Linked DNA regions of Homo sapiens: region 2 is linked to region 1. The links are chromatin loops, found by intact Hi-C in ENCODE. Cell type or tissue: gastrocnemius medialis. All regions are shown on one strand. Links, peaks and the distances in the headings refer to the core of each region. The heading gives the core; the rest is flanking DNA.

Region 1 (2,801 bases), core at 28-2,527:
GGGCATCACCACTGGCGGTGTGAAGACCCTCTCTGCTTACCACATCCCAGGTGGGCCCACCTGCTCCACCCACCTCCCGCACCCACCAGCTCCCCATGTTGCCGATGGCCATTCCATCCTGCCAGGGACTCAGGGCGAGTTCTGAAGCCACTCTTGACCCCTCCCTTTCTCCCACCTCCACATCCAGCCCGTCGGGGAGCCAGGAAGCTGGCCCTCTGTCACTCCCCGCTACTCACTGCCTAGGTTTCAGACATCATCTCCCGCCGAGTAAATCACGTGTACATGTACAGAATTTAGTATAAGATAAAGACATTGCCATCAACGGGGAAAAGATGGTATCAGGAGTAAAACTGTTACAGAATAAGCTCCCCAGCCCTCTGCCTTTCCCAGCGTCGGCATCTGGAGCATGGCTCGTTCTGGGATCTGTGTGTTCTGAGAAGCCTCTAGCAGTTCCCCTGCTTCGGAGAGGCAGGGAGGCTGCAGCCACTCTGGGGAGATGCTGCATTACTTACTTAGATAAATAAGGATTTCGCTTATAAAATTGAAGCTTCCCTCCTCCCAAAATGCAGAAAGCATTTTCTGGTCTTTCATTTAGAACTTCTTTGTTCCTCAGTGGTTTGCAGATGGTCACACCCTGTCCAGCCCCGGCCACTCCCTCCCGGCCCACCCACACCCCTGCGTGCAGGTCACTGCCTCAGGGCAGACTCTCCAGTCCTTTGGAGGGAGGAAGGGGAGCTGAGAGGATGCCGATCTCACGAAGAGGGGGCGGGACCCAAGGCTCCAGCGCATCCCTGCGGACTTCCATGCCTCCTTTCAGGCCAGGCCGTGGGGACCCCCCACGCATCTCCCTTGGCTGTGTCTGCCACAGGGAACCCTTTCCATGCCCAACGCAAAAGCAAGAAACCACAGGAGAAAAGGTGGGTAAAACTGGCCATACAGAAATCAAAAGCAAACTCACCAAAGTATCTCAATACACATGGTAAACTGAGGGAAGAAGAAGTATTTGCAGCACATGAAAAAAGCGAATTTCCTAACTTCTAAAGCTCTTCTACACATCAGTAAGGAAACAGCTGCCAGCTCGAAACGCACGGGCAGGGACACACACGACACAGGGAACGGGACGGCAGGGGCTTTTCCACAGCGTGGCAGAAGCCCAGGTGCTCCCAACCATCTCCACGGCAGCTTGGGAAACACTCAAGGCTGATGCTCCCCATGCTGATGACAGAGTGCGGAACAGGCAGAGGAAGGGACAGGAAACTGGTACCACCTTTTCGGAGGACAGCCTGTCAAACATCCAAATTTATCAGCACCGTAAGATAGGGTGAAAAAAATCAAAATAGAAAATTGACTCTGGAAACAGTATGGTAACCTAGAACTCTGATCTATCCATTCTGCCTCTAGATGTTTACCCAAAAGAATGCAAAGTAACAGCTGAGGAAATCCTGGACGCCATGTTCCTGGCAGCACTCTCCTGGACAGCCAAGAGGCAGACAGCTGCATCCGCCAGCAGCCAAGCCAGTGCAGAAAGGAAACGTGGTCTGTGTGTATGGCAGGATGGTCCTCAGCCTTAGAAGGCAGAGATCCTACACTTTGGGAGGCCCAGGCAGGCAGATCACGAGGTCAGGAGTTCAAGACCAGCCTGGCCAACATGGTGAAACCCCGTCTCTACTGAAAATACAAAAATTAGCTGGGCATGGTGGCGCACACCTGTAATCCCAGCTACTCGGGAGGCTGAGGCAGGAGAATTGCTTGAACCCAGGAGGCAGAGGCTGCAGTGAGCCAAGATCGTGCCACTGCACTCCACTTGGGCAGCAGAGTGAGACTCTGTCTCAAAGAAAAAAGAAAAAAGAGGCAGAGATCCTGAGCACGCCACAGTATGGAGGAACCTGGAAGACTTTATGTTAAATGAAATCAGCCAGACATAAAAGGACAAAGATTTTATGAATCCTCTCATATGAGCTCCCTAAAACAGGCAAGCCTCAAAGACAGGAAGCTGCATGGTGCTTCCCAGGGACCTGGGGGAGGGGAAGTGGGGCACGAGTGTTGAATGGGTCCCGTTTCACTGGGGAAGATGAAAAAGTTCTGCAGGCGGATCGTGGTGAGCTGCACAACAATGAAGACACCGAGGCTGCTGAGCTGGGTCCTGACACATGGTTATACTGGTCAATCTTATGTGTATTCTGCTGTAATAAAAGCACTAAGATCGAAAAAGATTATATATCCTTTCTCCAAGGAGCAGACACCCAGTTCTCCTGACCCCACTCCCTCCACTGCAGACTGCAGGGATCCACACTAGTGCGCACATCTAGGGCTTTCCCCGTGGATATGCCGGCGCCTGTGCGTGTGCAGGATGCGACAGCCAACAACCACTGGGGCAACTCAGAGGTTCACATAAAGATATAAATGAAAGGAAACAGAGAGGGAGGAAAGGGAGAGAAAGGAGAAGAGCAAGAAAGGGGTGGGGGAGAGAGAGGAACGAGAGAAAAAAAGGAAAAGCCTGCGTGCAAGCAAGTGCACACTCTTACCCTTGAGCCCGGGCCTGCTGTCCACTTCACACACACTGACCCAACAAAGTCAGCTGAAGCTTACAGAGGAGGAAATGCAAACACAGAGAGGCCGAATAATGTGCCCAAGGCTACACTGAGGCCATCTAGCAGGGCTGGGACTTGAACGAAGCCCCCAGAAGGTGGGGTGTCACTGCCTCTCGAGTTACAGCGCGTCCATGCAATGCAGCCATCGACACAGAGAAGCGAGCGTTATGTACGTGCCAATCTAGACCCGTGTGAACACTGTGCCACCCT
Region 2 (2,801 bases), core at 30-2,529, 230 kb after region 1:
AAGTTTTAAAATATGGCAAGCAATACTAAATACATTCCGAATACACATGAAGTAAAATAATAAAGATACACATGAGAATAGAAAATTATAGTGGTTGCTGGGAGAGGGGCAGGGAAAGGAATGAAATCAGGGAAGGTAACATAGGGAGCTTCCACTGCATTGGCCTGTGTAGTCACAAGGCCCCACTCATCCCACACTTGGTTTAATGATCTGCTGTCACTGTCTTGAAACTCCTGTTAATGTTATCTTTGGACCTACGCTTTGTAAGTGAAATCTGATGCAGCAATGGAGCATGCATGGGAGCAAAGAAGCTTGGTGCAAAATGAAAATATGGGACACACAAATTATGTGTGTCTGCCACCATTTCTCACCACCTCATCCATACTAGCAGTCAAAATGCCCATGAACAAAGAATTCCAGTGGACCCTCAATGCACGGGAATTCGGTGAGACTCAAAGTGAGTACAAGGTAGCCGTGTTACATCTAAAATTGAAGAAAATAGATGTTCTCAAGTCAGCAAGCACAGTCCTTGAGATCAAGTGATTTGCAGGTATGATTACTCCCAGACAACTGCCTTCCCCAAACTGGTGAACTGCACTATTTCTGGTACATCTCAGTCTGGAAAGAAGAGGAAGTCACCTGTGGCCTCCAAGCTGCTTTACTAGGGAATGAGTGACACAGGCCTGCTATCCCAGTTGTTATGACCATTCGTGCTAAAGCAGCCTAGGAATTAGTAATTTTGGTCAGTTGTTTTAGTCAGCATTGGATTCGTTCATTTGCAGCTTTGGAATTTTTCTTAGTCATCAACAAATCTTTAAATTGGTGGTCACTGTCTGTAGGCAAATCTCCAGAGTGTTCTGTCAGAATGGAAAACAGCCAGGGGAGCATGGGTTGAGAAAACAGGAAGGATTTATATTATAAACATGTTACTCTGTCCGGCCTCTCATTTTCCTGGCTGGTCTGAAGTTATAGCTTTATTTGATACTTTGACATGGTTGAAATGAAAGGCAACTGGCTTAAATTACCTCGTTACAGGGAAGTGACTGCACCAGTATATAAGAAGCCAGGTTTATTCACCAAGAAATGTTCCCTGATATTCCGAATCAGAACAGATCCTATCAGGGCTGGGAAGACTTTCTGAAGAATGATAAGGGGTGCTGACTACAGTTTCATTCTAACTTCAGGCCAAGGTGTTTGCAAAGGGAGCATTCAGCTATCCTGGCTAGAAAACTAGGTGTCTTCCAGTCAGGAAAAGAGTCTGACAGAATAAGAAATCAGAAAGAAAAGCAAATCTACTCTTCAGTGTATGAGGTGAATGTTATCACTGTTTTAATGTACATTCAAATAATATGGGCTACGCAAAGTAGGAAGAATGCCTCAGATACAGTATTTTCTTTCCCTCTGTGAATCGTGTGGAACAGGCAGACTTATACGTGGACTGCTGAGGCTGACACTGAAGTGACCTCTGAAAGCAAACAGGCCAGGGAAACTGTTACGTAAACTGAAATGACTAGACATTCCAGGCCACCTCGGCCGAGAGTGGGCCGTGCTGACTACAGCCTGGTACCTGGAAATAGCAAGTACTTCTAAACAGAAAGGGGATAAATGCAAATCTTCTGTGATTTTACATTAAGCGTTGTATAAAATTTTGTTAAGTGAAGGAAATCTAAAACACTTCAAAATTTCAGAGAAAAGCTTTATAAACTTGATAGGTAATAACAGAAAGGCTTTGCTGTTTCAAATCTGAATGGTAGGAAGTAAATTTAATCAAAATAGCAGGCAGCAGACTGAAAAGTATATAATACAATATGGACTAATGTGTCATTAGCTCATCTTCACTGCAATGAGATTAGCTTCCCATAGCATCATAATTAGATCTTGGAATTTTGCTGGGTTAGATTTATGTCCAAATGACATACAGCCAGAAATAAGTTTCATGCATTTCACACCAACATTTTGACTTATTTTAAATAAGGCTGCTATTAAAAAATCCTCACATTTTATAAACTGATTATGAGTCACCAAACTCTTCAAAATCCCTTAAGTAAACAGTCTAAAAAATCCAATTTGAACACTGGTTACATTGATGCTGGCTGTATTTTTAATCAACCAATAAGCTTTATTTGTAAAACCAAAGATTTGGTTTGAAAAAGACTTATATTTGATGTACTTCACACCAAAAATTTCCATATTCAAATAAATTGTTTTTATAAAAATCCTACAATTCTATATACTGATTGAAATCATCAATCTCTTCTAATGCCTTTTCTTAAAGTAAACAATCTAAAATTTTGAAAGGTAGCTTCCTTGATGCTTGAAGCTACCTTCAAATTTTAGATTTTACATGTAAAGCCTATTAGTTTATTAAAAACATTATTATGATTAGTTTTTAATGAACTAGTAGACATCATTTGTAAAATTTAAAGTTTGGTTTCCAAATGCCAGGAGGCCTGGGTAGAATCATCAGAGAGGAGTCCTGTATTTCCTTTGTGCATGAGAGTTAATAGGATTAGGGCTGGAAGAATTGAATAAACCCTGAGCTGGTTAAGATGGATGTATCACATTTCAGAGTCCCCATTTCATAACCGGCATGCCCCACATTTCACAAAATAAAACACGCTGGTGAGCTTATTTAAATGATTCTTCAGAAATACACTGATTTCAGAAACTTGAAAAGGGCACGCATGTCCATCTCCCCCTTGAGCCACATGGCTCTTTGTGTGCTCGGCCCTCCTGGCTTCAGGCCGACTCCTGCTTCCCAGTCAGTGACTCCTTGCTACGGTCTGGTTACATGGAAAAAG

What was found. Hi-C counts contacts between places; a loop is a spot of excess contacts. Peaks named below come from ENCODE experiments on the same cell type or tissue, not always from the same donor. Only the 100,000 strongest peaks of a DNase experiment are listed, where the experiment ranks them.
Region 2: a loop joins it to region 1, with 2.7 times the contacts of the local background. A loop is called at or near these places in 2 of 110 quality-filtered maps.

Annotation. Positions count from the first base shown.
Region 1 is chr9:95,093,715-95,096,515 of GRCh38, reverse strand. It overlaps a transcript of AOPEP not described here. Among named protein-coding and RNA genes, the nearest start is that of MIR3074, 9.0 kb to the right of the region's middle. In gastrocnemius medialis, for the core only: no CTCF peak of the experiment used is centred there; DNase peaks (open chromatin) are centred at 1,185 and 1,475; H3K27ac peaks cover 2,500 bases.
Region 2 is chr9:94,866,078-94,868,878 of GRCh38, reverse strand. The region is part of intron 5 of AOPEP (aminopeptidase O (putative)); the gene reads right to left. Among named protein-coding and RNA genes, the nearest start is that of MIR2278, 58 kb to the right of the region's middle. RefSeq lists a cis regulatory region at 2,674 and an enhancer at 2,590-2,759. In gastrocnemius medialis, for the core only: no CTCF peak of the experiment used is centred there; a DNase peak (open chromatin) is centred at 1,488; H3K4me3 peaks cover 1,531 bases; H3K27ac peaks cover 2,500 bases.